Linked DNA regions of Homo sapiens: region 1 is linked to region 2. Evidence: chromatin loops called from intact Hi-C (ENCODE). Cell type or tissue: prostate gland. All regions are shown on one strand. Links, peaks and the distances in the headings refer to the core of each region. The heading gives the core; the rest is flanking DNA. Region 1 holds the start of GFI1B (growth factor independent 1B transcriptional repressor). Region 2 overlaps AK8 (adenylate kinase 8).

What was found. A loop is a pair of places that touch in the nucleus more often than their neighbours do. Peaks named below come from ENCODE experiments on the same cell type or tissue, not always from the same donor. Only the 100,000 strongest peaks of a DNase experiment are listed, where the experiment ranks them.
Region 1: it touches region 2 in a loop (2.5-fold over the local background); 31 of 110 quality-filtered maps call a loop at or near these places.

Annotation. Positions count from the first base shown.
Region 1 is chr9:132,967,053-132,982,410 of GRCh38, forward strand. It overlaps GFI1B (growth factor independent 1B transcriptional repressor), which reads left to right and starts at 11,642. Exons shown (of 7, transcript NM_001377304.1): 1 at 11,642-11,789. In prostate gland, for the core only: a CTCF peak has its summit at 5,747 (motif pointing left); a DNase peak (open chromatin) is centred at 5,759.
Region 2 is chr9:132,791,190-132,806,547 of GRCh38, forward strand. AK8 (adenylate kinase 8) reads right to left here. Exons shown (of 13, transcript NM_152572.3): 11 at 1,445-1,586. Among named protein-coding and RNA genes, the nearest start is that of AK8, 79 kb to the right of the region's middle. In prostate gland, for the core only: a CTCF peak has its summit at 9,141 (motif pointing left); DNase peaks (open chromatin) are centred at 7,934 and 9,102; H3K27ac peaks cover 1,895 bases.

The DNA of each region.
Region 1 (15,358 bases), core at 2,561-10,560, 170 kb after region 2:
CATGCCCTCATCAGTAGATTAATGCTGTTACCATGGAGAGAATTAGTTCTTTGGGGAGGGAAGTTCAGCCCCCACCTGTACTCTCTCTGTCTTCGGTGCTTGCCTGCCCTTCTGCCTTTCTCCATGGAGTAATGCAGCACAAAAGCCCTCACCAGATGTGGCCCCTCAATCTTCCCAGCCTCCAGAACTGTGAGCCAAATAAATCTTTTCTTTATAAGTGACCCAGTCTGTGGCATTCTGTTATAGCAGCAGAAAATGGACTAAGACACAGCAGGTGGAGGAAGAGGTTAAATGGCACCATGACAAAACAATGAGAAAATCCCAAATGCTGAACCTTCTACTGGACTGGCCTGGGCTCTTTTAGGGGGAAAAAATCATTACGAAAAGAAAGGGGCAGGGGGTGCTCTTCCATCATAAAGGAAGCTAAAGACATAATACACTCATGCAATGCTTGCAACTTGTCTGGATCCTGATTCTAAAAGAGGAACTATCAAAGAAAACTGGGGGAAACTGCAAAAATGTCCATATAGACTGGATATTCGACAACATTTGGGAACTATTGATAATTTTCTTAGGTACGATAATGACATTGTAGTTGTGTGATTATGTATGAAAGCAATATCCTTATGTTTAGGAGATACATGCTCCAGTATGGGTGAAGTGTCATGATATCTATTATATATATACACATATATACACGTGTGTGTGTGTGTATGTGTGTGTATACACATATTTTTCTTTTTTTCTCAGATGGACTCTTGCTCTGTCACCCAGGCTAGAGTGCAGTGGCACAATCTTGGCTCACTGTAACCTCCGCCTCTGGGTTCAAGCGATTCTCCTGCCTCAGCCTCCCGAGTAGCTGGGATTACATGCATGTGCCACCACGCCCGGCTAATTTTTTATATTTTTAGTAGAGATGGGGTTTCACCATGTTGGCCAGGTTGGTCTCGAACTCCTGATCTCAAATGATCCACCTGCCTTGGCCTCCCAAAGTACTGGGATTACAGGTGTGAGCCACAGTGCCCAGCCATTCTTTTATTTATTTATTTATTTATTTATTTATTTATTTATTTATTTGATTTGAGACAGTGTCTTGCTCTGTCACCTGGGCTAGAGTGCACTGGTGATCATAGCTCACTGCAGCCTCTATCTCCCAGGATCAAGTGATCCTTCTCCTCAGCATGCTGAGTAGCTAGGACTACACATGCATGCCACCACACCTGGCTAATTAAAGAAAAATTTTTTTTTTAGTAGAGACGAGGCCTCACTACATTGCCTGGGCTGGTCTCGAACTCCTGGGCTCGAGCAATCCTCCCACTTCAGCCTCCCAGAGTGCTGGGATTACAGGTGTGAGCCACTATGCCTGGGCTGCAATATATGTATTTTTAACATTTTATTAAAGTAAAATATAATTGTATACACTTAGATATGCATAGGGGACAGAAAGCATATCTGGCAGATGCTAACTATTGTTGAATATAGGTAGTAGATATTGGGGTGTTCATTAGATAAGATTAATTCGCTTTTTTGTTTGAAATTTTATATAATATAAATGTTTAAAAAATATTTGAAGGTCAAAATATAATTAGAATATTCGGTAAGAAGAGTCTGAGATCCTAATCGCAAGGTAGGAACATTCCCTGGGTTCTAGATCTTACTTCACCCCGCTGTACCTCTGCTTTCCCCATTTGTGAAAATGAAGGCCTCAGAGGCATGGAGGTTTTGTGGTTTTTATCAATTAATTGTTATAAAGTACACAGAACATACAATTTATTATCCTAATTATTTTTAAGCGTATAGTTCAGTGGCATCGGCTTAAGTACGTTCATATCAGTCCACAACCACCACCACAACCATCCATCTCCAGGACTTTTTCATCTCGCAAAACCAAAACTCTGTCCCCATTAAATACAAACTCCCCAGTCGCCTGTCCCCCAACCCCTGGCAACCACCATTCCACTTCCTGTCTCTATGATTTGTTTTATGTTTTTTTTGAGACAGAGTCTCACTCTGTCTCCCAGGCTGGAGTGCAGTGGCATGATCTCGGCTCACTGCAACCTCTGCCTCCCGGGTTCAAGCGCTTCTCATGCCTCAGCCTCCTGAGTAGCTGGGACTACAGGCGCGCACCACCAGGCCTGGCTAATTTTTTTGTATTTTTAGTAGAGACTGGGTTTCGCCATGTTGGCCAGGCAGGTCTTGAGCTCCAGACCTCAGGAGATCCGCCTGCCTCAGCCTCCCAAAGTGCTGGGATTACAGGCGTGAGCCACTGTGCCCGGCCTGTCCCTATTATTTTGACTACTCTAGGTAACTCAGGTAAATGAAGTGACCGTATTTGTCTTTTTGTGACTGGCTTATTTCACTTAGCATAACGTCCTCGGGGTTCATCCAGGTTGTTGCCTGTGTCACAGCCTCATTCCTTTCTAAGGCTGAATAATAATACTCCGTCGTATGGACCAACTACATTCCATGTATGCATTCATCTGTCACAGACACTTGGGTTGCCTCTACCTTTTGGCTGATGTAAATAACACTACTGTGAACACGGGTGTGCAAAGATCTTTCCGCGTGCCTTTCAGTGCGTTTGGGTCTATACCCGTGCGTGGGATTGCTGGAACTGGGTGAGATGATTTGTAAAGGACTCTTTCCTGTTTTCCAAATGAGCTTATTACAAGGGCCCCTTTAAAACTGCAAACCATTCATCTTGCAGAAATGTGTTAACAGACCACTTTCACAAGCCCACTCTCCCCAGCATCTCCATCATCCTTGGTGAAAGGAACCTCTTTTCATCACCCTGACTCTCATGGGTTTTGCTAAAAAGCAGCAGGAAGAGAACAATGTTCATCCTTCAGGGAAAATTTCATGAAACAGTTAAAATCTCCGAAGGCGGCCGGTACATGCAAAATAGATGTAAATCGCGTGCAAATCCTGGCTGCTGGAGGGCTCCCTGGTGTTGATTCCCCCACCTCAGCCTCCCGCCTTCCAGCACATTCTTAGTGCTGATCAGTGTTGAGAAGGAACCCCATCGATGGGAGAAGAGAGGGATCTTTCCTAAATGGGTTTTTTATTCCCAAGTCTTCTGCAAAGGGGTGCACATTCTCTGAAGTCTTCCCACAGTGCTCTTCATTTCCTTATATGTTCCTTTGAGGTTTTGCTTCCTGGGTCTGGAGACTGGAGCCAAGCCCTGGGTCCAAGCCTCCCTGACCCAGACAGGAGACAGGGCCTCTCCCCATCAGTAGCCACAGCAAGCTCCTCTGTTTGCTGAACCTGCCCAGACACCAGGCCAGTACCTGCTGGGGGTGCTACTCGAAGGGGCTTGACTGGGGAGGTGAGGACCCACTGGGAGATTTGTACCCTCCTAAGGCTGGCTAATGAACACACACGCACGCATGCACGCACGCACGCACACAGAGAGAGAGCTTGTTGGGAAGAGCACAGAGTTGCATGCATCCATGGCCACGCTTCCTGATCTGTGACGTGCAGTGTGGTGCTCATCAGAAAAGGTTGGCCAGGGGGGTGTGTCTGTGCCCTAGTGGATCAGGCAGATTGCCCCTACTTATGTGGTTGACCATAGCGCCAGCCCTGCCTGGGGGTTGGTTCTTGGTTTTCCATCATATGCTCGGTAATTTCCTGCGGCAAAATGCTCCAAAAGACTAAGAGATGAGGCGTATAAAGCCCCTCCACCCTGTCTGGCCCAGGGTAAGCTTCAACAAACTTTCATTCGCTCCTCCTTCATCTCTGCAGCCTCAGAGTGGGATTTCTGTGAGTCTCTAGGGAGAACACCAATGCGGAAGTCATCAAGAGTTTATGGGGCGGTAACCAAATGTCAGGTGTTTCATTAATAATCAACCTGCCATGTAAATTAGCACCACTCACCTGATAAGAATCAAGCTGACATCACCTAACCCTAACCCTGCCGCAACTAAGACTGCTCTTAACCATCCAGTTAAAGAGAGAAAGGGCAGAGTTTTATAGTCAGCTGTTGAATATTTCTGCTGAGAAATAATAACTCACTATTTTGCCCAGGCCAGTCTTGAACTCCTGGGCTCAAGCAATCCTCCCACGTCAGTCCCCAAAGTGCTGGGATTATGGGTGTGAGCCACTGCGCCCGGCCCAGATGGACTTGTCAATCTTCTTGTTATTTCCTAAACTTAGAAGTGGGGCCCATGGGTTTGACACCCCTGCCAGGGTTTCTGGGGAGCTTCAGGCAGGCCTGTGGCCTGAACGCTGTCCTGTACTTCACCTGCACCCAGAGTCCCTGACTCCCACCCAAGTTCCCTGTGTCCCCCCCACACTCCTTCCATGCTTCTCTGAGGCACACCAGCCATCTCGAGAAGTGGATGCACCCCAAACCTCACCCCATGGCCTCCCACCTGAATACTGCCCTTCCCCATCTGAGGTTCCCTAAGACAGGAGGGTTGAAGGGACTTCAACTTCCAAGCTGGGGGAGTTGTCATCTGCCTGTGTGGTTACTCAAAAGCAAAGGGTCAATGTGGATTAATTTGAATTGAAAACATTATAAACACATACAAGTGGGAAAGAGAGACAGGAAAAGGGAAGCAGGGAGGAAAAGAGGGCAAGAGAGACAGAAGGAGAGACAGAGAAAGAAACAAGAAAAATAGACTTCAAAAACGTTACTGTTGGCCGGGCATGGTGGCTCACGTCTGTAATCACAGCACTTTGGGAGGCTGAGGCTGGCAGATCCCTTGAGGTCAGGAGTTCGAGACCAGCCTGGCCAACATGGCAAACCCCTGTCTCCACTAAAAATACAAAAATTAGCTGGGTATGGTGGCACGTGCCTGTAATCCCAGCTACTAGGGAGGCGAAGGCAGGAGAATCACTTGAACCAGGGAGGCAGAGGTTGCAGTGAGTTGAGATCATGCCACTGTACTCCAGTCTGGGTGACAAAGCAAGACTCTGTCTAAAAAAAAAAAAAAAAATTGGGTTGGGTGTGGTGGCTCACGCCTGTAATCCCAGCACTTTGGGAGGCCGAGGTGGGCAGATCTCATGGATTTAGGAGTTTGAGACCAACCTGGACAACAGAGCAAGACCCTGTCTCTACAAAATTTTTAAAAAATAATTAGCCAGGTGGCCAGGAGTAGTGGCTCATGCCTGTAATCCCAGCACTTTTGGAAGCCAAGGCAGGCAGATCACTTGATGTAAGGAATTCAAGACCAGCCTGACCAACATAGTGAAACCCCGTCTCTACTAAAAATACAGAAATTAGCTGGGCGTGGTGGCGGGCGCCTGTAATCCCAGCTACTCGGGAGGCTGAGGCAGGAGAATCACTTGAACCTGGGAGGTGGATGTTGCAGTGAGCCGAGATTGCACCACTGCACTCCAGCCTGGGCAACAGAGCTAGACTCCGTTTCAAAAACAAACAAACAAAAATTAGCTGGGTGTGGTGGTGTGTGCTTATGGTCCTAGCTACTCGGAAGGCTGAGGCAGGAGGATCACTTGAGCCCAGGAGGTCGTGGCTGCAGTGAGCCATGATGGAGCCACTGCACTCCAGCCTGGGCGACAGAGTGAGACTCTGTCTCAGTGAAAAAATAGTTAATGGGGATGGGACACAGGTGCATATTCTTCTTTTTCTTATTTCAACTCTGATCATATATTACTCTTGTAATTCAAACAGCATGTACCTGTACACAGATAATTATTTTCACTTTTTTCAGGCTGGTTTTTGTTCGAGGAAAGGTAGGCAGGAGTGCCACCGTGTGGTGGGATGGTGAATTGCTTCCCGTGTGGAGCGGAGCGCCTGGGTCGTAGGGTGGGGAGTCGGAGGGCAGTGCCAGCCCCGACGACAGGCAGGGTTTGCAAGCCGGGCTCCCGCACGTCGACTGCCTGCAGCCCCCGGTAAGGAGCCTGGACCTGGAAAGAGGTCCGTAGCCGCCGATGACCAGGTGGACGTTTCCTACTTGGCCTGCTGCCCACTGCTGTCCACCCTTCAGCGCACTCGCAGCGGGACAGAGCCAGCAGGCACTTTTCTGGCACCAAGATGTACATAGAGCAGACGAGCCCCAATGCCCAGCCGGCTCTCTGGGAGCCCCTGGAGGGCAGGGACCACCGGGTCCATTGTCCCATTCCCAGGACTGTTGGGTTCAGCTCATGACCGTCACATTCTGTGGCTGTCCTGGGCCAAGGCCAGAAGCTGCCCAAGTTCACACAGCCGATGCCTGGGAGTGTCGTAGCCCCGGTGCCACCCGGCACAGAACATTCACCCCCAATATCCCACGACCCCCGCACAGAGCTTCCCCAGCCCACCTGCACCTGCCGGAGCTGTCCTTATAGAGGGCCCGTGGCCCGGCCTCAGCAGTGGTGGTTCCCATGTATTCAGCCCTGATATGGTCCCTGCAGGCCAGCGTGTGTGCTGAGGCCCGGCCCACGCCCGTTGTCCACAGACAGAGGACCCCATGACGTTCCTGCCCTTAAGGAGCCCCCAGTCTCACCGAAAAGCAAGTGAGGCCCCATGAGTAACCGAGCAAGACAGGAATCCAAGGGTCGTCACGGGTGGGCCAAATCTGTAGACAACAGATGACTCCCTGGATTGTGGGGCGTCTGGGAGGGCTTCCTGGAGGCGTTGAGAGCTGGATTGAGCTGTGAAGGAGGGGGCTGAAGAGAAAGAACCATTCCAGACAAGGGGAACAGGTGAGGCAAGAAAGGACACAGCATATCCAGGTGATAATGAGAGGACAGTTAGAAGGTAGAAGATAGAAGCCATGGCTCCAAACGCCTCTCTGGCCTTATTCTGTTTAATGACAGCTGTTGTTCCTGCTCAAACCCACCTCTTCCTCTACACTTAAGCAACCTCATGGTTTTGGCGGGAAAGTCTGCCAGCCCCGGCCAATGAGAGGCCCATATCCCTCCCCCTGGGCACAATGATTGGTGCTGGATGTGCTTGTGACCAGGCTGGGCCAATCAGAGTCAACCCTAGCAATCTTTCTGAAACAATTGAGGAGGAATCTCTCTTTCCACTGGGGTTCCTAGGCCCAGAGATAAGAGCCGCATAAAGTGGGTAGAGATCATGGCGTGAGGATGAGGCCAACACAGAGGGAAGCAAAGCCGAGATGATGGAGAGAGAGTCATTCATTCATTCATTTATTCACTCTGTGAAGATATCATTAGTGTCTCCCAAACACTGTTCTAAGCCCTGGAGAGTCTAAGCCCTGAGCTGTGTGCCTGGAAAAACAGTTCCTGCTCTTGTAGCATGGACATTCCTTGTGGGAAGTTAGAGCAATAAATAAATGAATTAAAAGATAGGAAGATGGCCAGGCGCGGTGGCTCACACCTGTAATCCCAGCACTTTGGGAGGCCGAGGCAGGCAAGGATCACTTGAGGTTAGGAGTTTGAGACTAGCCTGGCCAACATGGTGAAACTCTATCTCTACTAAAAACACAAAAAAATTAGCCAGGCTTGGTGGCGGGCACCTGTAATCCCAGCTACTCGGGAGGCTGAGGCAGGAGAATCGCTTGAACCTGGGAGAAGGAGGTTGCAGTGAGCCGAGATTGTGCCACTGCCCTCCAGCCTAGGCGACAGAGCCAGAATCCGTCTCAAAAAAAAAAAAAAAAAAAAAAGGGAAGACAAGCAAGATATTTTCAGATAAGTGTGAATGCTAAGAAGAAAGGGGTGGGTGAAGGAATAGAAAGTGACTGGGGTGGGGAGGTCCTACTTTAGTTGAAGGTCAAGGAGGTCTTTCTGCAGAAGTAACATTTCCGCTAAGACCTGGATGACAAGAAGGAGACAGGCTTGGGGAAATCAGAGAGTTAGGCCATCCAGGCAGAGGGCACGAGAAGTGCCAATGACCTGAATGAGTGAGATTCCAGACAGTATCATTTGAGCATCTGGATCCAACCATGTCAGAAGCTGAAAATTTTCTGTGACATGAATTAATTGTTTCATTGTTATTATTAAATGAGTTTAAATTGTGTTTCTGTACTGGGCACGGTGGCATGCACCTGTAATCCCAGCTACTCAGGAGCTTGGGAGGATTGCTTGAGACCAGGAGTTCAAGACCAGCCTGGGCTACAGAGCAAGACCCCATCTTTTTGAAACTTCCTGCAACTCGCATCTGGAAAAGTGCTGTTATTTGAAAGGGTGCCGACATTGTGAAAAACACGGAGTATTGATCTCTGAAGCTGAGATTTTTGTCCTAAAGGTAAAGGGAAATTATTGAAGGTTTTTAAACCAGGGAAGAATCTTCCTGATCTTTGTTCTTTTTCTTTCTCTAGGCTCAGCTCTCAAAAGTCCTAACCTTCCCTCCCCTTCCTTCAGTCTGCGTTTCTTCCCTAATGAACTTGGCTGCTGTCAGCTCCCTTCAGGGGACCTCCAGCTCTTAGCACAATGCTGTTCTTCTTTGAGACACTTTTCCCTACCTTCCTTCTCCCAACTAACTTAGCCTAGGCATCAACTTAGATATCACTTCCTTCACCAACCCCCCCAAGCCTGGGTCCATTTCCAAATGCCCCAGGCTTCTTTTGTATACTATGTTTATATCACAGCACTTGTCACCCCAAATTGTAAATTTCAGGTTGCTCTTTCCTACCCTCTAGACCAGGAAGGAATATGAAAAGTCCGGCTGTTTTTTGAAACCCCAGCATGTGGTGCCTTGTTGTGGGCACTCGATACACATGTGTTACATAAGGGAGGGAAGGAAAGAGCTGATACACGAAAGGTACCTAATGGTAACTGTTAAATGAATGAATAAACTGATGAATGGGCATGGGAATGCGGAAGCGATTTAGCTCTTGGGAGAGACTAAATGAAGGTGTTGACTCCAGGGCTGCTCACTAAGGGAAGTGCTGGTAGCTTTACAGGCAGCCCTGGAGGGGACACAGAGCATGGGAAGTCCAGGGCTGTAAGGGCCTGGGTGAGGCTGGCTGGGGACTCCTGGCTTCAACTGCTATGCCAGGGGACTGGCTGCCTGGCCACTGCTCTCCCATCAAGGGGAACCTGGGTGGCTTCATCTGCAGGCTGGGTCCCTGGTCTGGGTCTGGGAAGGCTGTCCCTGTGTCAGTTACTCACGGGGGAAGGTAGGGACCCTAAAGTGGGATTACAATCTTAGAACAGCAGTTGAACTGCATGTGCCTGATACAGCCGCTTCCTATTAGAAAACACCCTAAACAAGTGGAGGAAGCGTTTGGTGAGATAAACCATGAAACCATTAAAGATTTAATGGTGAAACCATTAAAGATGTCAATAAAGGCTGCAAACGAACTTAGGAAGCACTTCCATAAAATCATGTTTCACGGAAAATGACACGCTGGTTTACAGTAGCAAAATGTGTGTATGTGTGTATAGGGAAGTGAGAACATGAGGAAACTGGGGACTTGTTGACTTGGAGAGAATATTTTAAGTTTTCTGCATAATGACAAGCAGTTCTAGCTGATTGTTGGCAATGTACAACACCCACAGAATACTCAAGATGTGTCCCTGGCTGGGCACAGCAGCTCGTGCCTGTAATCCCAGCACTTTGGGAGGCTGAGGCAGGAGGATCGCTTGAGGCCAGGAGTTCAAGACCAGCCTATTGTGAATAGTACCACTATAAATGTAAGTGTGCAAATATCTCTTCGATTCTGCTTCCAGTGATTTTGAGTCTATACCCAGAAGTAGATTCACTCACTTTTGACATTGCATTCTCTGAATTTTAGAGGAGACATTTGAGAACTTCTAAATTTCAAATAAAAATAATGATTTAGACCAGACTGGACAGCATAGCAAGACCCCATCTCTAAAAAAAATAAAAAAATTAACCAGGCATGGTGGTGCGCCTGTAGTCCCAGCCACTCAAGAGGCTGAAGCAGGAGGATCTCTTGAGCCAGGGAGGTCGAGGCTGCAGTGAGCTATGATTGCAACACTGCACTCCAGTCTGGGCTACAAAGCCAACTCCTGTCTCTAAGAAAATAATAATAATAATAATAATTTTCTTGAGACAGAATTTTGCTCTTGTTGCCCAGGCTGAAGTGCAATGGTGCGATCTGGACTCACCGCAACCTCTGCCTTCTGGGTTCAAGCAATTATCCTGCCTCAGCCTCCTAAGTGGCTGAGATTACAGGCATGTGCCACCACACCCAGCTAATTTTGTATTTTTTGTAGAGATGGGGTTTCTCCATGTTGGTCAGGCTGGTCTTGAACTCCCGATCTCAAGTGATCCTCGCCTGCCTCGGCCTCTCAAAGTGCTGGGATTACAGGCGTGAACCACTGTGCCCAGCCAATAATAATTTTTTAAAAAGATGTTTCTTTCCACCAAGAGAGACCACAGAGCTGGGAGCAGTGGTCTGCTGTCTGTAGCCTGGGGCTGGGACTGACACCCCAGCATTACTGAGGCCTGGTGACCACAGGGTTGTGTCCTCCTGGCTGGTGCTCCAGGGCTGGCCCAGCAGAAAGACCTCGCCTGAAACACCCCTTTTTCTTCATTTTGAACCTTGGACTTGCAGTTTAAATTGGGGCTTCCTGTCACCAGACTTGTTTTCTTTATGAGGGAAACATAATATCTCCAGCACCCGGGCTGGAAGAGCAGACAAAGCAGCCTAACAGTGCTCTGTTTGTGGCGTTCTCATCTTATGCAAAACCTCCTGAAATAAATCAGTCATCCTGCAAGCGGGAGGAGGCGGGGGCCAGAGGAGGAGGGAGAAGGTGGGGAGCCAGGGGATGGGACGCCCTGCCAAATGGGAAGAAATGCCCCAGCCAGCTCAGCCAAGCTTTACCGCCCTCACTCCCCCCAGCATCAATGGGACACCCCAGAGGCCCCCACTGGCCTCCCCATCACTTTGTCTGCCACCAGAGGGCAGCACACACGGGCTCTGGCACCTGGCCTTCAATCTGTATGGCAGCTTCAGCAGGCCGAGCGTCTCCTGGCCTCCGAACTCACTGCCACACCTCCAGGGTGCCTCTACCCGCTCAAAGGTCATATCTGGGGGAAATGCAAATTTGATGTCTCTTCTGAGATATGACCTCTGCAAGGACAAGAGGGGCCTCTATGCATGTGGCCGGCTCGGGTACTAGGGGCATTGCACCAGCCTGGCTCTCACAAGCCTCAGGGTGCTGAACTTGGGGAGGGAGGGAGGGGAGGAGGCAGCGAGGAGGGAGGCAGGGAAAAAAGGAGGGAGGAAAGGAGGGAAGAGAGAGAGAGGAGAGGAGGAGAAGGAGGGAGGGAGGGAAGGAAAGAAGGAGGGAGGAAGAAGGAAAATAAGGAAGGGAAGGAAGGAGGCAGGGAGGGAGGAAGAAAGAAAGGAGGAAGAGAAGGAAGGAAAAAGGAGGGAAGGAGGGAAGGAAGAAAAAAGGCAAGAGAAAAGAAAGAAGAAAAAAACCAAAGAGCAATGACTTCCCTATGCAAAATCGAGTTTTATAAGTTAGAGCTTTTTCTAACTTTAATTTTTAAAATTTAATAATTTAGCCATCACTTTCTTTTTGTGCAGATGTTATTCAAAATTTCCAGCGAAATTCTGAATTTCTCTGCAGAGAGAAAGCGTGCCGCTCCAAGTGTCGAGGGTTAGAAATGAGAATTCGAAGTCTTGTGTCCTGGAAAGTTTTGATAAGCAAATACGGCTGAGCTCCCGCGCTCTCTTCATTGGCTGCTTGTTCACCGCCAGATTTTGACACAAATAATCAGATTGAAAATCAGGGAGGGGAACAGAAGAGGAAAAACACACAGAGAGACAGAGCAAAAAGGAGAAGTATCTATTTGTGCAAAGAGTCACACAGTTGACAGAGTGGAGGCCAGTCCCGAGAGAGGCTTTGCAGTTCCCACCTCGGGAAGCTCCGGCAGAACCCAGGCGAGGGACAGCTCCGGACAGGTGAGTGCTGGAGGATGCGTTTCTACGCTTTTGTTTTGAAATGTGCCTGTGCGCCGCAGGTGGCTTCACAGCAGGCTCCCTGGCTCCTCCTGCGGTCCTAGGAAAGGTGAGGTGGGCTGGAAAAGCTCTGGAAGGCAAGGAGCCAAGGGAGAAACAGGGTGAGGACGTAGCCTCGTCTGAGCCACTGTGCTAGGAATTGCGCCTTTGCCGGCTGCGCAGAAACACTTTTCAAAATTTGATTTTAGGCTGACAGACGTCACCTTCGGGCACAAAGTCATACCCACAACCCAGCTGTCCTGGGGACCTGGGCAGTGCTCAGGGAGACACACTTCCAAGTGCCTGAGTTGTGTTCCCCCTCGGAGACAGTCCCAGACTTTAGGGACTTGACTAAAGTTCCTGGGACACTTTTTTTTTTTTTTTTTTTTTTTTTTTTGAGACAGAGTGAGACTCTGGAGCGCAGTGGTGCGATTGCACTGAAACCTCTGCCTCCCGAATTCAAGCGATTCTCCTGCCTCAGCCTCCCAAGTAGCTGGGATTACAGGCGCGTGTTACCACGCCTGGCTAATTTTTGTATTTTTAGTAGAGACGGGTTTCACCATGTTGGCCAGGCTGGTCTCGAACTCTTGACCTCAAACGATCCACCTGCCTCAGCCTCCCAAAGTGTTGGGATTACAGGCATTAGCCACTGCGCCCAGCCAAATTCCCAGGACACTTTGAGAGTCAGGCGCTCTCCCCTCCAGAGCCTACTAAGGGGAGATGACAGGGCTGCCCTCTCCCACACACTGCCCAGGCTCCAGGAACAATAGGACCGACCATGGAGAGGTACTGTTTCAGCTCGCCTTTCCCTGTGGCTGTTGTTAGCCCTTTCCACCTATTTTTGGAGAAAAAAAACCAAGTTTAAGTGTTGAGGCATCTGAGGAGACATGCTCACTCTAAAACAGGACTTGTGAAGAGGAGGTCTGCAGAATCGCCGTGGGTATGTGCCCGTGTACATTTTTCCGGGGAGAAAGTCCAGAGCTTTCACGAGTTCTTAGGGAGTAAATTCGATTACAATCTGTGGGCATGAGTCTGGTAGATATTAGAAGCCAGCTGAGCTGCACCTGACCGCCTGGACGCGCCTGCATGTTTCTTAGTAGGCAACAGGCAGAATATTTCTTCCAAGTCTAGCAAAGTGTCAAGTTTCTTGTCCTCGGAAGTATTGCAGAAGGAATTCTTTGGACAAGAAAATGCGTAATTCCCCTTGCTCTTTCTGTCAGAGTTTGGTCTTCCTGAAGAGAGTTCTTGGGGAACATTGGAGAGCTATACCTGGTTTCGGTTTGATTAATGGAATCACTCAAAACCAGCGCAGACCATTGCCCCGAAGCTTTCAGCGGGGCAGGGTAGGGTGGGTGGGAATCTTATTGGACAGTACAAGGATTTTCAAAGGCTCTGGGACCAGATGGCTCCAGATCACCCAGGGAAAACAGCCTGATCAAATGGGATTCTTCACTGTCTGTGCCACAATATCCAGACCCTTGGTTGAAACATCAGCAAACACCACCCCCTCTTAGTCTAGAGGGAGGCTTTTCGTGTGTTCCTTGCCAGGAATTCAAGCCAATGGGAGCTGCTTTAGTCTATAATATAGAGATATGCAGAAAGAGTTTCATTCACTCACTTGTCTTTTTATTTTGATAAAATACATATAACATAAAATTTCCCGTTTTAGCCATTTTCAAGCGTACCATTCAATGGTATTAAGTACACCCACATGGCTGTGCAACCATCACCACCATCCATCCACAGAACTGTTTCATCTCATAAAGCTGAAACTTCATACCTATTACACAGTAACTTCCATTCCCTTCCCCTCACCTCTGGCAACCTCTATCTATTTCTGTCTCTATGAAATTGCCTATTTTAGGGACTCATATAAGGAATCACACAGTATTTGTCCTTTTGTGATTGGCTTATTTCACTTAGCATAAATCCTTCAGGTTCATCCATGTTGTAGCATGCGCCAGCATTTCCTTCCTTTTTAAGGCCGAATAATGTTCAATCATATGTCTAGACCACATTTTGTTTGTTTGTTTGTTTGTTTGAGACAGAGTCTCTGTCACAAAGCTGGAGTGCCATGGTGCGATCTTGGCTCACTGCAACCTCTGCCTCCCGGGTTCAAGCGATTCTCCTGCCTCAGCCTCCTGGGTAGCTGGGATTACAGGCACCCACCACCATGCCTGGCTGATTTTTGTATTTCTAGTAGAGGTGGGGTTTCGCCATTTTGGCCAGGCTTGTCTTGGAACTCCTGACCTCAGGTGATCTGCCCACCTCGGCCTCCCACAGTGCTGGGATTACAGGTGTGAGCCACTAAGTCTGGCCATAGACCACATGTTGTTTGGACATTCATCTGCCATGAAACCTGGGTTGCTTCCACTTTTTGCCTATTGTGAATAGTGCTGCTATAAACATGAGTATGCAGATATCTCTTTGAGTCTCCCCTTCCAATGATTTTGGGTCTATACCCAGAAGTAGATTCACTCACTTTTGACATTGCATTCTCTGAGCTTTGGAGGAGACATTTGAGAACTCCTTCTAAATTTCAAATAAAAATGATGATTTAGACCGGCCTGGGCAACATGGCAAAACCCCGTCTCTACAAAAAATACAAAAATTAGCCAACTGTGGTGGTGCATGCCTGTAGTCCCAGCTACTCGAGAAGCTAAGATGGGAGGATCGCTTGGGCCTGGGAGGTGGAGGTTACAGTGGGCCAAGATCAAACCACTGCACTCCAGCCCAGGTGACAGAGTGAGACTCTGTCTCAAAATAATAATAATAATGATGGTGATGATGATGATGATTACTTTCTGCTGGGGCCCCTGGGCCTGACCTGGGCTCATTTTCCCCCGACTCCTCCACGGACAAGTCTTGTTTTCCCCTTGAATCTTTTTTTTTTTTGACAGAGTCTCGCTGTGTCACCCAGGCTGGAGTGCAGTGGCGCCATCTGGGCTCACCGCAACCTCCGCCTTCTGGGTTCAAGTGATTCTCCAGCCTCAGCCTCCCGAGTAGCTGGGATTACAGGTGCCTGCCACCACACCCAGCTAAGTTTTGTATTTTTAGTAGAGACGGGGTTTCCCCATGTTGGCCAGGCTGGTCTTGAACTCCTGACTTCAGGTGATCCGCCTGCCTTGGCCTCCCAAAGTGCTGGGATTACAGGCGTGAGCCACCACGCCCGGCCTCCCTTGAGTCTTTAAACATAAAGGAAGTCAAAAAGGTTCTCTGTAGCTGACCCTGAGAACCAGCTGAGTCTTACCCAACCCTCCCAAAAGGGGAACCCGAGTGACAAGTCTTTTAGTCAAGGTGGTTCAATCTCTCACTGAAGGTCAACGAATTCTACATGGGATTTTAGAGCAAAAGGGAAGTTTAGAAATCTCTTAGCCCAACCGTCCCTTTTAAGAGATAGGAAAACCAAGCCCCAGGTTGGTGGCTGATGCGGTCACAAGCTCCAGGACCCCAAATCAGACTCAACTCCTTGGGCAACAAAGGGGCCTCATTACAGGGACATCACAGGCCTGTTGACCCAAGTCCAACTGGAA
Region 2 (15,358 bases), core at 4,987-12,986:
GGGGAAGCAAGGCACATCTTACATGGCAGCAGGAGAGAGACAGAGAGAGAGCAAAGGGGGAGGTGCCACACTTTAAAACCATCAGATCTCGTGAGAACTCATTCACTATCATGAGAACAGCATGGAGGAAACCGCCCCCATGATCCGATCACCTCTCACCAGGTCCCTCCCTAACATGTGGGGATTATAGTTCAAGATGAGATTTGGGTGGGAACACAGAGCCAAACCATATCACAGATCAATTTGAAAATCTAAGGCAATTCCAGCTAAAATTTCAATGGCAGTTTCTTTTTGTACATGATAAAATCATTATAGTGCTCGTTTGGAATAATAAATATATAAAATAGACAATAAAGAAGATCAATGAGAGGGCCTTGTCCTGCATTGACTATTGAAATACAGATATGACAAAAGTAAAGTAGTTAAACAGAGAGGTACTACTGCAGAAATAGACACTCAGAAAAGAGAAAGTTCAGAAACAGGCCCAGTATATTGAGAGACTAAACACACAGTTTGATGATGGTCAGACCATATATAAAAAGAGAACTGGAACCCACAACCTGCAGCAACCTGCCCGGGGTGTCAGACCACAATCTCTGCAGCAATCAGCCCCAAAGGACCAGGACTTGATCAGGAATTGACAGCTTCCCTCATTTTTGCCACCATTTGCAAGGTATGACCAACCAGAGAAAGCCAAATATGTTCCCTTAACCAGTCACACAGGAGGCCCCGCCTCTAGTTAACCCACCCAGCTTCCCCAAGCCAACAGCCTCCAACTGGGGCATGGTAGAACCGAAGCCTTTCCCACCTTCCACTAGAATGCTGTCACCTCCGCTGCCTGCCTGTGAGCCTCTGCCAAAACGCCAAGCAATGGTGGCTGACCCCTTGCTATTGCAAGCTCAGACTAAATAGCCTTTGCTTGCTTTCACTTTGGTGGGCTTCACTGCTCTCCACAATATATACAATTGTGATGAGCTCTCAAGTTCAAACTAGTAGAGGGAAGACAGAACATCCAGTGATATTCAACACTCTGAACAAATGGTTAACCATTTGGGGAAAAAATAAAAGGGGGACTCATACTGCCTACTCACATCCAAATAAATATCAGCTGCACCAAAGATTTAAATATAAAAATGAAACTGTAAAAATAGTAGAAGAAAACATCCATTGATTTGTATAACAATTCCCCAAGGAAGGCAAGACTGGTATTTATTACTGTTTTACAGATGAGGGTCCATCAAGGAGGGTGAAAGCCAGGATTTGAACCCAAGCCTGACTCCTAGTCCACCGGGCAGATGGGATGGGTGGGAATGGGGATGACCAGGAGACATTCCACTTCAGGAACACGTGAAGGCTTGTGTAACCTGGACCCCTTCAGCTGAGCCCTGGAGAGGGGGTGCCCAGGGGCTTGGCCAGGGCTGCTGGCTTGGCTGGGGCAGCTCACCTGTTGGGATTGTAGCCCAGGCGGTTCAGCAGGTGTGCCTGGTCGAGGTCCCGCGGGACGCCGTGTAGCACCCAGCCTTTCTGGATGCAGTCCTGCTGGTCCAGGCGCTGGCTCAGCACCTTCATGAGGAGGCTGTCAGGAACTGCAGAGAAGGGGGGCAAGTGAGTACCCTGCTGGCCGGCAGCCCATGGGTCCTGGGCTTCCTAACTTTACTTGGCCATAGATTGAGCTGCTGAAGAAGTGGGTCTAGGTGGAGCCACTTGGAACCACTTGGACAAGGTTGTCAGTGCCTATTTCCCAGGTCCCTCCTCGGTCCCAGCAACGGGGCTGCGTGAGATGGGAAATGCACTGGCTGACCTTGACCTCGGTCTTTCCCTTTCCTGGACACGACACCATCCCCACCTGCAACCCAGTGAGATGTGAGCAGATTGTCCCCCTGTCTTAGTCCATTTGGGCTGCTATAGCAAAATCCCGTAAACTGGGTGTCTGGGGAGTCTAAGATCAAGTCAGATTCAGTGCCTGGAAAGGGCCTATTTTCTGGTTCACAGATGGTGCCTTCTTGCTTCATCCTCACCTGGTGGAAGGGGTGAGAAGTCTCTCTGGGGTCTCCCTTATACGGGCACTAATCCCATCCACAAGGGCCCCTGCCTTGTGACCTCATCACCTCCCAAAGGTCCCATCTAACACCATTGTCTTGGGGATTAGATTTTAACATATGAATTTTGGGATGACACATTCAGACCATAGCAACCACTATGGGCCCAGTTTTTGCAGCAAACACTTTTCCTGGAAGCGCACCAGCTCCAGCTGCAGTTTCAGTTTTCCTCAAGTGGGACTGTGCCAGCGCCCCCAAAGCTCTCTGCCAGTCTGTGATGCGCTAGCAACGCCCACTCCCCTTTCCCAAAATTCTCCAATTCTCCCATCCTTGATGCTTAGAACGAAGTCTCTCCCAAGAATCACAGAACTAGTTATAACCAAAGACTGAAATAAAGTCCTAAGGAGAATGAGATATTGAGAAGCCTCTTGTTTACATTGCGGCAATTGACATTTTCCTGAAATTCATACGTCTCTTCCCAGACTCATTAAATGTCCTATGTTGCTAATGTACTGCGTTCTAGCAATTTGCACTGTGTTTCCTGCACTTTGCACTCATTTTTCCAGAAATACTTGGTAAATATTACCATTGTTTGCTATGACTGTGGCCCCATTGGAACTGGTTCCTAGGGGTGTGGTGGCAGTGAGTTTGGCAGTTTCTCTGGAAGCTGCCTGGTTACCCTCCTACCGACTGCCCGGGGGTCTGGCAAGCGGGCCTGAAGCACACATTTGAAACCTTCCACAGGGCCCCCCAGGCTGACAGCCAGGTGAACGTGGAAGCAAGAGATGCAGAAAAATCACTGCCAGCCGTTTTCCCTGTGGCCGTGACTTGCTGGGTTGCTGCCCTTGTCACCAAAAAACCATAACCCTAATTCTAAGCAGTCTGCATTTCCCTGAATGTGTTCTCTCTCATGCCCTTCAGCCTTTCTTCCCCAGTCCCTAGGAAAGAGCAGAAAAGGGTTTTTGCTTTAACGAGAACATCTGGCTATCTAGCATGAATGAGAAGTCACTTCAGCGAATCCCATCCCTTCCCCTGCTTCAAACCTGCAGGGGCTCCCCAGTGCTCCGAGGATAAAGAGCAGTCTCCTTTCCAAGGCAAGGTCTGTGCCCTGCCTTCCTCCCAGGTGAATCTTGCCAGCTTGCACCTCCCTTCGAACGTGCCACCTCCTCCATCCGGAACACCCTTCTCCCACATCTTGCCTGGGCCAGCCTTCAAACTCAGCCTCAGGGCCACGGTGTGATGTTCCCTCCCCAGGGAAGTCTCTGAGGACAGCCCCCAGCCTGCACTTCTCATCCTCCCTCACTTGCCACCCTTGTTATCACAAAGATACTTCTCTCTGGGTGATTCTTTCTTTAATGTCTGCGTCTCTTTCATGGATGGGTCCCATAATAACAAAGAACCATGTCTCTCCCATTTTTCCCTGCCTAGAAAGATGTCTGGCACATAGTAGGTGTTGAATAAATAGAAGGCTTCTCTTTTTCAAATATTTCAAAAGTAATCAACTCTGTTAAAATCAACTTGACCAGACTTTGGGGAAGCCAGGTTGTAGACAGAACATGGGCTTGGGGCATTCACAAATCCAGGTCTCATCTCAGCTCCTCCCTTTCTTGCTGCCTCATCTCCAGGCAGTCTCTCACTCTCTGAGCGTCAGCTTCCTATCTGCTGAAAGGATAAGAGGACCTGTTGTGACCGGCTCACACCGCATTTACGATTCTGGCACACAGCCGACACTCAAAGGTGGTGGCTATTACTTTTCAATTCAGGAGATGTGTGTGGGGAAGTGATGCTTCACGAATATTTTCACGGTTGCCTGTGGTCAGGGCGTGCCAGCAAAGACTGTTGGCACCTGGGATAAAGGATGACAGATTAAGAACAGCCTTGGAAGTTAAAGACAGAGACCTCCAGAGAGACTTAGGGACCTCTGCCTCGAGACATTTGTTTACATTCAAAGGGCTGTAAACCTAGTGACCTCCTCCTCCTCTCCCCAGAAGGAGTCGGAGTCAGAGTCGGTTCCTTCCAGAGTAAAGCTCGGGAGGGAGCTGGCATGTTGTCTTGCATAAGCTCCAAGAGTCACAGTGTTGGGGCTCCCCTCCTGCTATAGACCCCCTGTACACTCGGGGTGCACTTGGCTCTTTCCACATTGCCTGTGAGGAACTGGGGCGTGGGGAGCCAGCTCTGAGATTACTGTGTGAAAGAATTTGGTCTGTCCTCTGATCCAGAGACCTTGTGTTTTCTTGCCAGGATGAATAAATACCGATTTAAAACAATGTAGGGTAAGAATCTGCCATAGAGCCTTCCAGTCCAGGTCTACCCTTAATATTTACAGATATTTTCACGGAAAGAAGAAACCAATACAGAAATAATCCTATCCCCACGATTCACCCAGTGGGTAGTTGCTGACCATCTAGGCTGTGCCAGGCACTGTGCTGGACATGGGATACGGTCTACGCAGCAAGCCTGACTGCCAAGGCCCCCGGGCTCCTGAAGTTCACGCTGTCTCGGGGAGACAAACATTACCCAGGTAACAAATAACCATTTCTAAGAGTCATGGGTACTGTGAAGAAAATCAACCAAATGATGGGAGGCTGATGGTTTGACCGGGCCTAGGACGGCTACTAAGGAGGCCGCATTTGGCTGAGATCAGAATGGTGGATCCCGCTAATAATCCAGGCCCACTAAGGCCTCCATTGTTTAGCGGTGAGAATTATTTGGACCAAATATTTTCTGAGTGTCATCTCTAATAATCAAGTATGGCTTGGAAACCCAGCTGCACTGTAGGTGGTCTGACCTTTGGAGCCACAGCTTTCTGAGGGCCTGGAAGGTCATCCCATTGACCTCTTGTTTCAAAGTTAGGAAACTGAAGCCCAAAGAGGTTGTGGTTTAAGTGACCCGCCCAAGGTCATCTAGCCAGCTGGTGATCAGGCTGGGATAGGACCCTGATCCCCGGCCCATAACACCCCCAACTGTTCTGCTGCCTCATTACCCAATGGCCTGGAGCCCCTGAGTCCCTCACATTGGCCACTTACGAACCAATACAAAGTTTCTCAACTGAGGAGAAATCTGACTCGAGGGAAAAATGGAAGGCCAGATAGAAATACAATGAGGTTTTTGTTTTTGTTTTTTCTGTTAGTTGACAAAGATTTCTAGAGAGAATTTCCCAACTTGCATCAAAATTTAAAATGTACATGTCTTTTGACCCAGCAATCCTATTTCTAAGAACTTGAACCTAAGAGGGGAAAAAGATGTGTATACAAAGATGTCCATTTCAGTGTTGTTTACAATAGTGACAACTGGAAATGATCTAGAATGTCCATCAATAGAGGACAGATTAAATCAAAGAAGGTACATCTCTGCAATAGAATATTAGACAACCTTTTAAAAACAATCTCTATATTAACTTGCAAAGTTAATATAGACAGGTCGAGGCAGAAGTCTATGACAGAATGAGAAAAAAGCAGGTAAATAAACGGCTTGTATACATGGTCTAATTTAAACATATATTCATATGTGACTATATTAATATATACACATACATACATGCTACACACACACACACACACACACACACACACACACACACACACACACAGAGGGAGGGGGAAGGGTGGCCGCCACTTCACGCTCCATGAATCGGACTCAAGCCCTTGCTCATGGAGCCCAGGGTGGTGGAGGTGAGAGGGCACCCGGATGTAATGCAACACAAACCTGGCAGGAAAGCAGAGGTCACAGAAGTAGGAAGTGCTGGGGATGTCGGAGGCAGGGAGGGCCAAATTTCCAAAAGATTGAGGAAGAAAGGGAATGCTCACGCTGGTTCCCACTTTGAGCCAAAACCCAAACAAACCCCTCTCTGCAGGAATCAGGAAACACAGGCTCTGCAGCCAGCACTTCCTGGAAGGGCTCATCACAAGCGCACATCAGTAACAACTGATGTAGTATCCACTTAATACCTGCATTCCCACCCCAATGCCCACCCCATGAAAGCAGGGATCCCCCCAGTAGGGTCAGGCTCATTGCTATACCCCAGCACCTGGCACAGTACTGGGCCCACGGAAAGCATCTAATAAACACGAAGGAAGGAAGGAAGGGAGGGAGGGAAGGAAAAAAGGGAACCATTTCCAAAACCCAGGAAGTTCTTTAGTTCCTCAAGCGTTCATGGGCCAGAGAACTTAAGGACTTTTCTCACCAAGCACTGAATCAGGTCCTGCGGCAACAGAAAATAACCAAGGGAGACGCTTCCTCTCAGTCGTTCCATTCATCTCTACGTGATCACCCACTCGTGAATTAAATATGCAGCCAAAAGAATGAGCACTAGCACCTGGGGTTTGTTGGGAGGGGTCTCTGGGGTAGGGGAGGGTGGTTCTAGATGCAACAAGGGTGGCCACAAGCACGTGAGGTTCATTATACTAGCGATGGCTCCCACAGGTTCATTATTCTATTCTCTCTGCTTTTTAGATGTGTTTAACGTTTTCCACTAAAAATGTGATTTTTTTTTAAAGGAAACCATTTAATGCTTAAAACAGATTGAAATGGCCCCTGTGAGAGACCGTTCCTAAAGTGACAAAGGACACAATCTCCCCCGAAGGCCATGGGCGGCTCTCCCTTTTGGGGGACCTGCAGTTTGGGTGGCCTCCAGCCGTCCTGTAACTCCACCAGTTCCGGAAGCTCTGCCCAGAAGCCTGGCATCACGGGCACTTGCCCACATCTGCCTGTGTTAGCAGTCCTGCGAAAGCTCCTCGTTCGAGTCCTTTAACCTTTTATAAGGAACAGCAACACATTTTGGCTCACAGTTCCTCACTGGGGCTGCGTGGCTAAGGAACTGCACTGGTCCTCTCCCAGCGCACAGGGATCCTGGATCCTGGTAGGGCTCTCCCATCTGGGTCAAGACAAGCAACAGACCCCACTGGGTGCTGCTCTGAGGCTACCGACCTTTCCCAGTCAGCATCTCTCCTCAGTGGCAGCACGCAGGGTTGAGGAGTGAGGGGTGAACCCTGAAGACCCTGCCTTTAGTGTAAATTCCCCAAACCCACCCATGTCTCCTGTCCCAGCCTCTCTGAGGCTCGGTGTCTGTTTTGCTGTGGCTTGTTTGGATTTTCCTGCCAGCTATGGACTCACGTTTCCAGCCCCACATGGTCTGACTGGCCAGCTCAGCACAAAGCTGAGAACAAGCTGCTCCTTGGTTCACTGTGCTCTGCCAGAAGTTTCGAGTCCTCTTGATAATGCTGTCCATTTACCCTTTCTCCTCCTCTCAGACAGAGATTTTTCAGTGCGGTCTAAAGTCTTTCACCATTAAGTCAGATGCCTCAGGCTTGATTTCTGGGCTTGACAGTTAACATCTCACCCTTCATACAAAGCTACCGCCAAGGGTTACCTCTCTGGAGTGTTCTGTCAGCCCTAAATTTAGCCAACTGCAAGATATGAGTATCTCATTATTTCATAAGGCCACACCACATGGTTTCGTTTGTTTTTTTTTTTTTTTTTCTCAAGATCTTCCATAAAAGATGGCAGTCCTCAAGTTGACCTCCAGGTTATTAAAATCTCAATCCATTTATTCCCCGCGGGGCTGGGTGTGCTTGGCCCTTGGCATGGGGGTAGATGGGGATCCATGGTGGCAAGTGGGATGCTCCCAGGCCTCCACTCCCCACCGCGGGCCCGTGTCCCACCCTCCTGTCTCGAAGGGGAAGGAGTCCTGTCTAAAGGCCCAGGATCCCATTGGGCTCCCTCCCGCACAGCAGTTCCACGGCTCCGGACAGGAGTCCCGACACCCATGAGATGCAACTGGGCAGCACTGACTCCTCCCGGGCTGCAGGTCTGGCTTCAGTCACCCTCGGTCACATCCAGCTCCAGAGCTGATGGGTGTGAGTAGGGAAGGGCTCGGAGAGAGCACCCAGGCCAGCTTGCGGTTTTCCAGCAGGCACCAGAGGCCCCTCCTGCTGCGCCACGCCGCCGCCTGCTGTCCGCACCGCAGAGCCAGCCCTGCAGGGACCTTGGCTTTCTGCCCATCAGTTATTGTTGAGGGAGAAGATATGAGGGACACTAAGGTTTCTGGGGCTGGCATATAAAGATAGGACAAAAAGTGGAGAGAAGGAAATAGCTCCTTCAGCCAGTGGCTTAAAGATAAAAAACATGCTAAGGTTGATTGCTAGACTCACGACAAGCCATGTGAGCCTCCTTGGCACCCTAGGGCAAACAGGAAAGAGCTGAGTGCCTCCCCACACACCCTTGCACATGCCCTGCACACGTCACCCCTCCATGCACACTCATAAACGCCCCCACACACTACATACATGTCTACACACACGACACCTGACACACTACAACACACACAGGCACGCACACACACAGACATGTGCTCATGCACTCAGCTACAAACACACACACACACACACCACACACCCCCACACCCCTACACCCCACCACGTGCACAACACATACTGTATACCCACCTATCCACACATAGTACACGAAGCACACACCCTCATTACACAAACACATCTAGCAAACACACCTACATACCTACACCGCACCCACACTGCCTCTCCTCATCCCTCACATTCGCTTCAAACTGCCCGGTGTAACTTCTTTCCTTCTTCAAGCCCTCCTTGAAATTGATGTCAAGATGAGCATCAGTGTTCATGGGGGAGGCTGGCATTTGCTTCTCTTTCTCCTGTGGTCCCTGGGTCCCTGGGTCCCGCCCCTCCTGAAGGATCCCAATAGGACCCAGGAGGTCCAGGGAATCTTACAAAAGGAACAGGACTGTGGAGGAGGAAAAGGGGTTGCTTTTGGTTTTGTTTTTTAATTTCCATTTCACACAACCTGGTGCCTGAAAGAAGCGGGGCTCGCATCCCGCCAGGGGCTCTACTCTAGGCTGCTGGGAGGTTTGCCCAGGCCCTGACTTAATTCAAGGAAAGCCGAACGCCTCCCATCTCTGGAGGCCATCACTCTCGGGATGGCACTGATTCCCGGCAGCTGGGCCTGCAAGCCCGTCTCGCTGCCGTCACCAGAAATCCTGCGTGCCCTGAAGGCCCTGCAGCGCCCCAGTGCCAGGACCTGGCGCCAGGTGTTTCTGTTGGTGATGCCGTTTGTTTGTTATTTACTACCACCTGCTGGTGAAACATGGGTTCTGCATCCCCCAAGTGAACGCCGCCAGCAACGCACAGAACATTTCCAAACCCTGGAGAAGAGAATGAGGAGAAACTGGGATTGTTCCATCGGCCGCACCCTGCAATTCCTAAGGGAGGGTAAGGCCACTGGATCTAGCTTGCTCTTTGGTAAACTCAAGTCAATTGCCCCAGACAAACCCCCATCTGGCCGGGCCTTGGTTCCCCAAGTAGGAGATGAAACAGATGCCTTCCATGGTTTTCTTAGACGCCAACCTTTCTACTCTAATATCTCTACTGCTTAACAACGTTTAAAATTGCCTGGCAGACAATGGCGCCAGGAAATAACAATGTGTTAATACTGGATTTTCTTTCAAGACCAGAGAAGTCAGTACATCAGCCCTGGGTGCCCTGCAGACTAGGAGGCCATGTTGTGCCCCTCCTCCCTTGGAGAGGGCCACCCACTTTCTGTCACTCTCTTCTTTACCATGTCTACTCAGGCAAAAGGCAAAGACAAGACTGAGGTGCCCACACGGCATTGACACAGCTACCTGAGGGGCAGAGATGCCCAACAGTGAATATTTCAGTTTGTCCTTTTTTTTTTTTTTTTTTTTGAGACGGAGTAGTCTCGCTCTGTCGCCCAGGCTGGAGTGCAGTGGCGCGATTTCGGATCACTACAACCTCTACCTCCTGAGTTCAAGAGATTCTCCTGCCTCAGCCTCGTGAGTGACTGGGATTACAGAAGTGCGCCACCAGGCCCGGCTAATTTTTTTTGTATTTTTAGTAGAAATGGGGTTTCACCATGTTGGCTACGCTGGTCTTGAGTTCCTGACTTCAGGTGATCTGCCTGCCTCGGCCTCCCAAAGTGCTGGGATTATAGGCATGAGCCACCACGCCTGGCCAGTTTGTCCCTTTCAAATGAAGTTTTAGGTGACAAAAGAGACCATTCAAAAATAGACATTCTTCTATAAACAACTGGTACATCACTTAGCAAATTAGTAAAACTTCTCTATTGGAAATGCTCGGCTAGCCACACTGTGCAGAATGATTTGACAATTTTTATTTTAAAGTACATTTTTACATCTTTCAATGGAATATGAAAGTATCTGGGAAAATGAGCAGAGGTCGGCCAGTCTGCATGTGAACTGGATTATTTTAAAGAGTGATGTATTCACTAAGTGTACACTGCAGATCAAAGCATTTAAGGAACACGATTTTCCTTCCATTTTAATGAATTCAGGGCTTAGAACCAGTTTTTTCTCCCACATCTCAAGGGCAGCAAGGATGCCATAGCCCACGAAATCTGGGAGAAGAAAGTCAGCAGCAAACAGAACCATGAGCCCAGTTTTCTGGGAGGGAAAAGATATGATAGTATATTGACTCACCAAGCATGTATGCTACAGTGCATATGATGAGCCTGGCCCTGTTCTAAGCATGTCTTTGTTCTAATACAAATATTAATTCATGTAGTTTTCTCCCTATGAAAGAAGTAGTCACAGTATCCCATTTTACAGATTAGAAAACTAAGGCACAGGAAGAGGAAGTGACTTGCCCATGGCCATACAGCTCACAGGTAGTGGAGCTTGGATTTGCATCCAGCCAATCCAGCTCTGGGGCTGCTTGCTGCCACCTGACTTTTAGGAGGACGAGCACTGTGACGATGAGGACTAGAGGCCCAAACTCTGCCCTGCGCTCTGCATTCCACTTGCAGCCTGCCTTTGGGCGACTCATTTTACCTCCTAGCCAAGGCTTCCTCCTCTTCATGGGGACAAAATTGGGCTCCAAAGCCACGGAGGTATTGGTAGGCCCCTGTGTGGCACCCGATGTCGCCTGGGGATCCAGCTCCTGAGGGCTGCTTAGGCTGTGGCTGCCTCCCAGGCACGTGGTGCAGCCCATCCTGAACAAAACTAAAATGTTCACATCAAGCCTTCCCCGGTGTGGTGTGGGAGATTAAAGATGGCCACGCCTTCTTTGCTACTCCTCCCAGGGCAGGGGGCGGGAGGGGGGCGGTGTCTCAATCCCCTCCCTGGAACCTGGGCTGGCCCCAGTGACAAGCTCTGTGAACAGATTCAGACAGAAGTGTATCCTGGGGTGTCTGTGGTGAAGTCATGGGATGCCTGGCCGCTGGCCCCACCTTCCACCCCAACCACTGCCGCCCTTGAACTCTCTGGAGTGCTTGTGCCAGGAGCAGCCAGACACCAAGTAAGAAGGCAGGTGAAGCCAGCCCCACGGAGAGGCTGTGAGGAGGGAAGATGCCTGGCCAGCCCCAGCCATTCCAAGCGTGCCCTCCCAGGCACCGGGCATGGCGATGAAGAATCCGTCTTGGACACACTATCCCTGCAGATGCAACGTGGAGAAAAACCAAGGAATCAAGCTGACGCCAGAACTGAGATCCAGATGTAAATCCCCGGGTGAGCCAGCCCAGCTCTCTTAGGCAGTTCAAGGCATCCCACCTAAGCCCAAGTCAGCACAGAGCAGAGTCGAGACCTCCTTGCCATGTCCTGCCCCAAACCCTGACCCACTAAATCAGGAGCATAATAAACTCAGCGTCATTTTATGCCATTAAATTGGGGGGTAGCTTGTTAGGCTACAAGAGATACTTGGGGGACATACCCAAGACTGGGTAATTTATAAAGGAAAGAGGTTTAATGGACTCACAGTTCTGCAAGGCTGGGGAGGCCTTGGGAAACTTACAATCATGGCAGAAGGGGAAGCAAACACGTCCTTCTTCACATAGCGGCAGCCAGGAGAGGTGCAGAGCGAAGGGGCAGAGCGGGGGAAAGCCCTTTATAAAACCATCAGATCTTGTGAGAACTCACTATCACGAGAACAGCATGGAGGTAACCACCCCCAAGATTCAATTACCTCCCACCGGGTCCCTCCCATGACACGTGAGGATTATGGGAACTACAGTTCAAGATGAGATTTGGGTGGGGACACAGCCAAACCATATCACGGAGCATCAGAGTAATGCAAACTGGAGCTTTGTCAGTTCCCAGTTACCGCAGGGACTAGGTCCCCAAAGCTGGTAGCAGTCATGGGAAATAAATAAATATAAAAAATCCCCCATATATAAAATATATTCACACCCGACAGGACTTGCTGTGAGTACCATTACTACCACTAAGATGATGACGATGGCAACTCCATTCTTGATAATAATCATGGTGAGTAATCAGTGATTACAACCAGTGACCATAGTAAGTAATTAGTGAATTACAGACACAATTCCCTTTATATAGAGCAAGCCAACAAATGGGATCCTAGGAAAGCTCGCCTTACAGATGGGAAAACTGAAGGGAGCTCTGAGGGGGCGCATGGCTTGCCCAGGAGCACAGCTGGGAGGAAGCAGAGTCTGAATGGGAACCAAGTCTGTGTGATTCTGAGCCACGGCCCCTCCCATCTGGGAGTGACAGTCACTTGCCTCCCTTCTAGAAATCCTTCAGGCTGCATGCTGCCCCCTGTGACCTGTCTCCTCTTTGTTCCTTCAAGACTAATTCTCTGGGCCGGGCATGGTGGTTCACGCCTGTAATCCCAGCACTTTGGGAGGCCGAGGCTGGCGGATCACGAGGTCAAGAGATGGAGACCTGGCCAATATGGTGAAACCCCATCTCTACTAAAAATACAAAAATTAGCCGGGCGTGGTGGTGGGCGCCTGTAGTCCCAGTTACTCAGGAGGTTGAGGCAGGAGAATCGCTTGAACCCAGGAGGCGAAAGTTGTAGTGAGCCGAGATCGCGCCACTGCGATCCAGCCTGGGGACAGAGTGAGACTCCATCTCAAAAAAAAAAAAAAAAAAAAAAAGACTAATTCTCTGAAGCCACTGGGGCTGCCCATGGAGAGGGACCTCACCCGAATAGAAATGCAGGCAGCAGAGGGCAGCATCTGGGCCCTGGGATTGTCCACACCACAGGGACCCAGGTCAACTGCCACAGGCTTGCTCTTCCACTAAACTAGCTGAGCTCCTACCATGAGCCCTGCGGGAGCTGACTCCTCAGCCCTTGAAGCAGCCGGCCGAGCAGACAGCGTGAGCAGAAACAGGGGGATCCTGGGGTAGGGAGGTCCCAGATGAGGCCATCTCATCTCCCAGTAAAAACCAACCAAAGGCTGGGGGGAGGTCAGAGTCCTGCAATCAAGATCGTGGATGGGGTAAATCAGAGGTCTGCAGTGAGGGGTGAGGAGAAGGAGTTCCCCTTCCCCTGCCTCCCGCATCCCCTGGCTTCCACAGGCTCTTCCCAGGGAGGGGGGTGGGAGCAGGTACATCCCTCTGTATGTCAGGAAGTCTCTTCCCTCGCCTCTCCCCCTCCCGTGTCCCTCTGCTCCCATCTTGCTTCTTCTGTCGGGTGTGCCCTTGTCACCCAGAGCAGCAGCGACAGGTGTGAAGCTGCAGGGCGTGGTCCCCGCTTCCCTCCCTCTATGTCCGATGAGGCTGTGCCAAGTTCCCTTGCACAGGAAACCTCAGAGCCAGCTTCTGGTTGACAAACCCCAGCAAGTCCCACCTCCCTGATCATAAGTGTAGAGGCTGCAGAGGGTCACTGGGGCCACCTCTTCCTCACCCCTCATGTCCTGCCCCTGCCTCTGCAGGCCCCGCTCACAGCCCAATGAGAAAGAACCCGTGTCAGCTCCCGTCAGGCGAGGATGTTCCCAGAGGGAAAGAGGCTTCAAGCTGCACCTGCCGTTGGGGGGTCTGTGAGGGGCAGGAGCACAGCTCTAGCCATGCCAAGGGCTGCCCAGACAGCTACACTGAGAGACCTCCCGACTGGAGAAGAAGGCCCGGGGCCTCCAGGGTCAGGCCTGTCAGAGACAATTTCACAGCTGAGCGCACTGGCGGTTTGCTCTTCTCTGAAGCCGCTGGGGCTGCCCACGGAGAGGGAAACGCTTCTAGAAGCTCTGGTCAGAGCAAGGATGACTCTGTGCACTCCGGCTCTCCTTGGACTTCCCAGAAATGTCAGGGTTGGGTTGGGTTTCTTTTTTAATCTGGATGCCTGATACACAGCAACACTTGACATTCAGCCCAACAGGAAAATCTGGCTGTGCCCCTATGGTGGCTCCAGCCAGTGACAAGGAACAGCGCTAAGCAGGCCAGACCTACCCCCCTCCGGCAGCGCCCATTCTTCTTGGGGAGACAATGTTGTCGAATGGATGCATGAATGAATCTGGCATCACTTACTGCCTCAGTTTCCCCACTGGACTAGCCATTGAGCAAAGGCTTTTTGATCTTTTGGTGACGGGGCTGCCTCCTGGCAAAGCATCATTTTCATACCGGAGAAAGACAAGGCACACTTTCAAAATCAAAGTCTAGTGTAAAAAAAATCAAAGAGAAGGACCCTCGGGGGCACAAACCTGTTGATAAGCAAAGGTGCTCACCCGCTTCCTCTAACTGTGCTCATTCCTAGGCCCTCCAGCCCCCACAATGCAAACAACGCTTTTACCCTGCCACTCTGCTTGGCTATCTTGGCCACAGCTTTCTCTCTGGCTGAAAAAGACTCCTACCTAGTTTCCATGAGGAAATCTTTGTAGCAGTCCCAGCGGAAAAGTCAAAAGTTTGACTTGAAAAAAGGAGCTACTTCAAAAGCATTGTCAGACCGAGGTGAGGGTTCCTTTAAAATGCATAAATTACAGGGGGCATCCATTAATAAACCTCTAGGCCACCCTACAGCGGGGGCTCTGGGTTGGGGGTACCAAAGGGACAGAGGCCAACACACCTGGGGGAGGCAACGCGAAGGAAATCCACATAGAATAAGAGTAAATTAATGTGTTTATTACTTACTGCTTGGCGTGTGTGTGTGTGTGTGTGTGTGTGTAGAAAAATGAAAGAAAAATGTAGAGTTTTTTCAATAATAAAAAGGGAGTTGCACTGCGGGGCCCCTAAAGCTTGTGAAAAATTAAACTCGACGGATTCAAACTGTCCTATTTCCACTTCAAAAGAGAAGAGGCACTGAGCTCTTCCCAACTTATCTTCAAACGCCCAGCACCCTAGAAAGTTTCTTTAAAAAAATAAAGGCTCCTGTTCCCCCAAGCACTGTACCGGTTACTGTACCCACTGTCTCTCCCTCTTCTAATTATACCCCTGTGAGTCTATTAATCAACTTGTAAATTATTTAGAGAGTCATGCGCTGTCTTCAGCGAGTACAAACACACCGCATGCAAAGGCTTGCTGGAAACGGGCAGAGGGTCCCTCAGGGTCTCCCCTCCACGGGAAGACAGCTTGCAGCTGGCCGAGG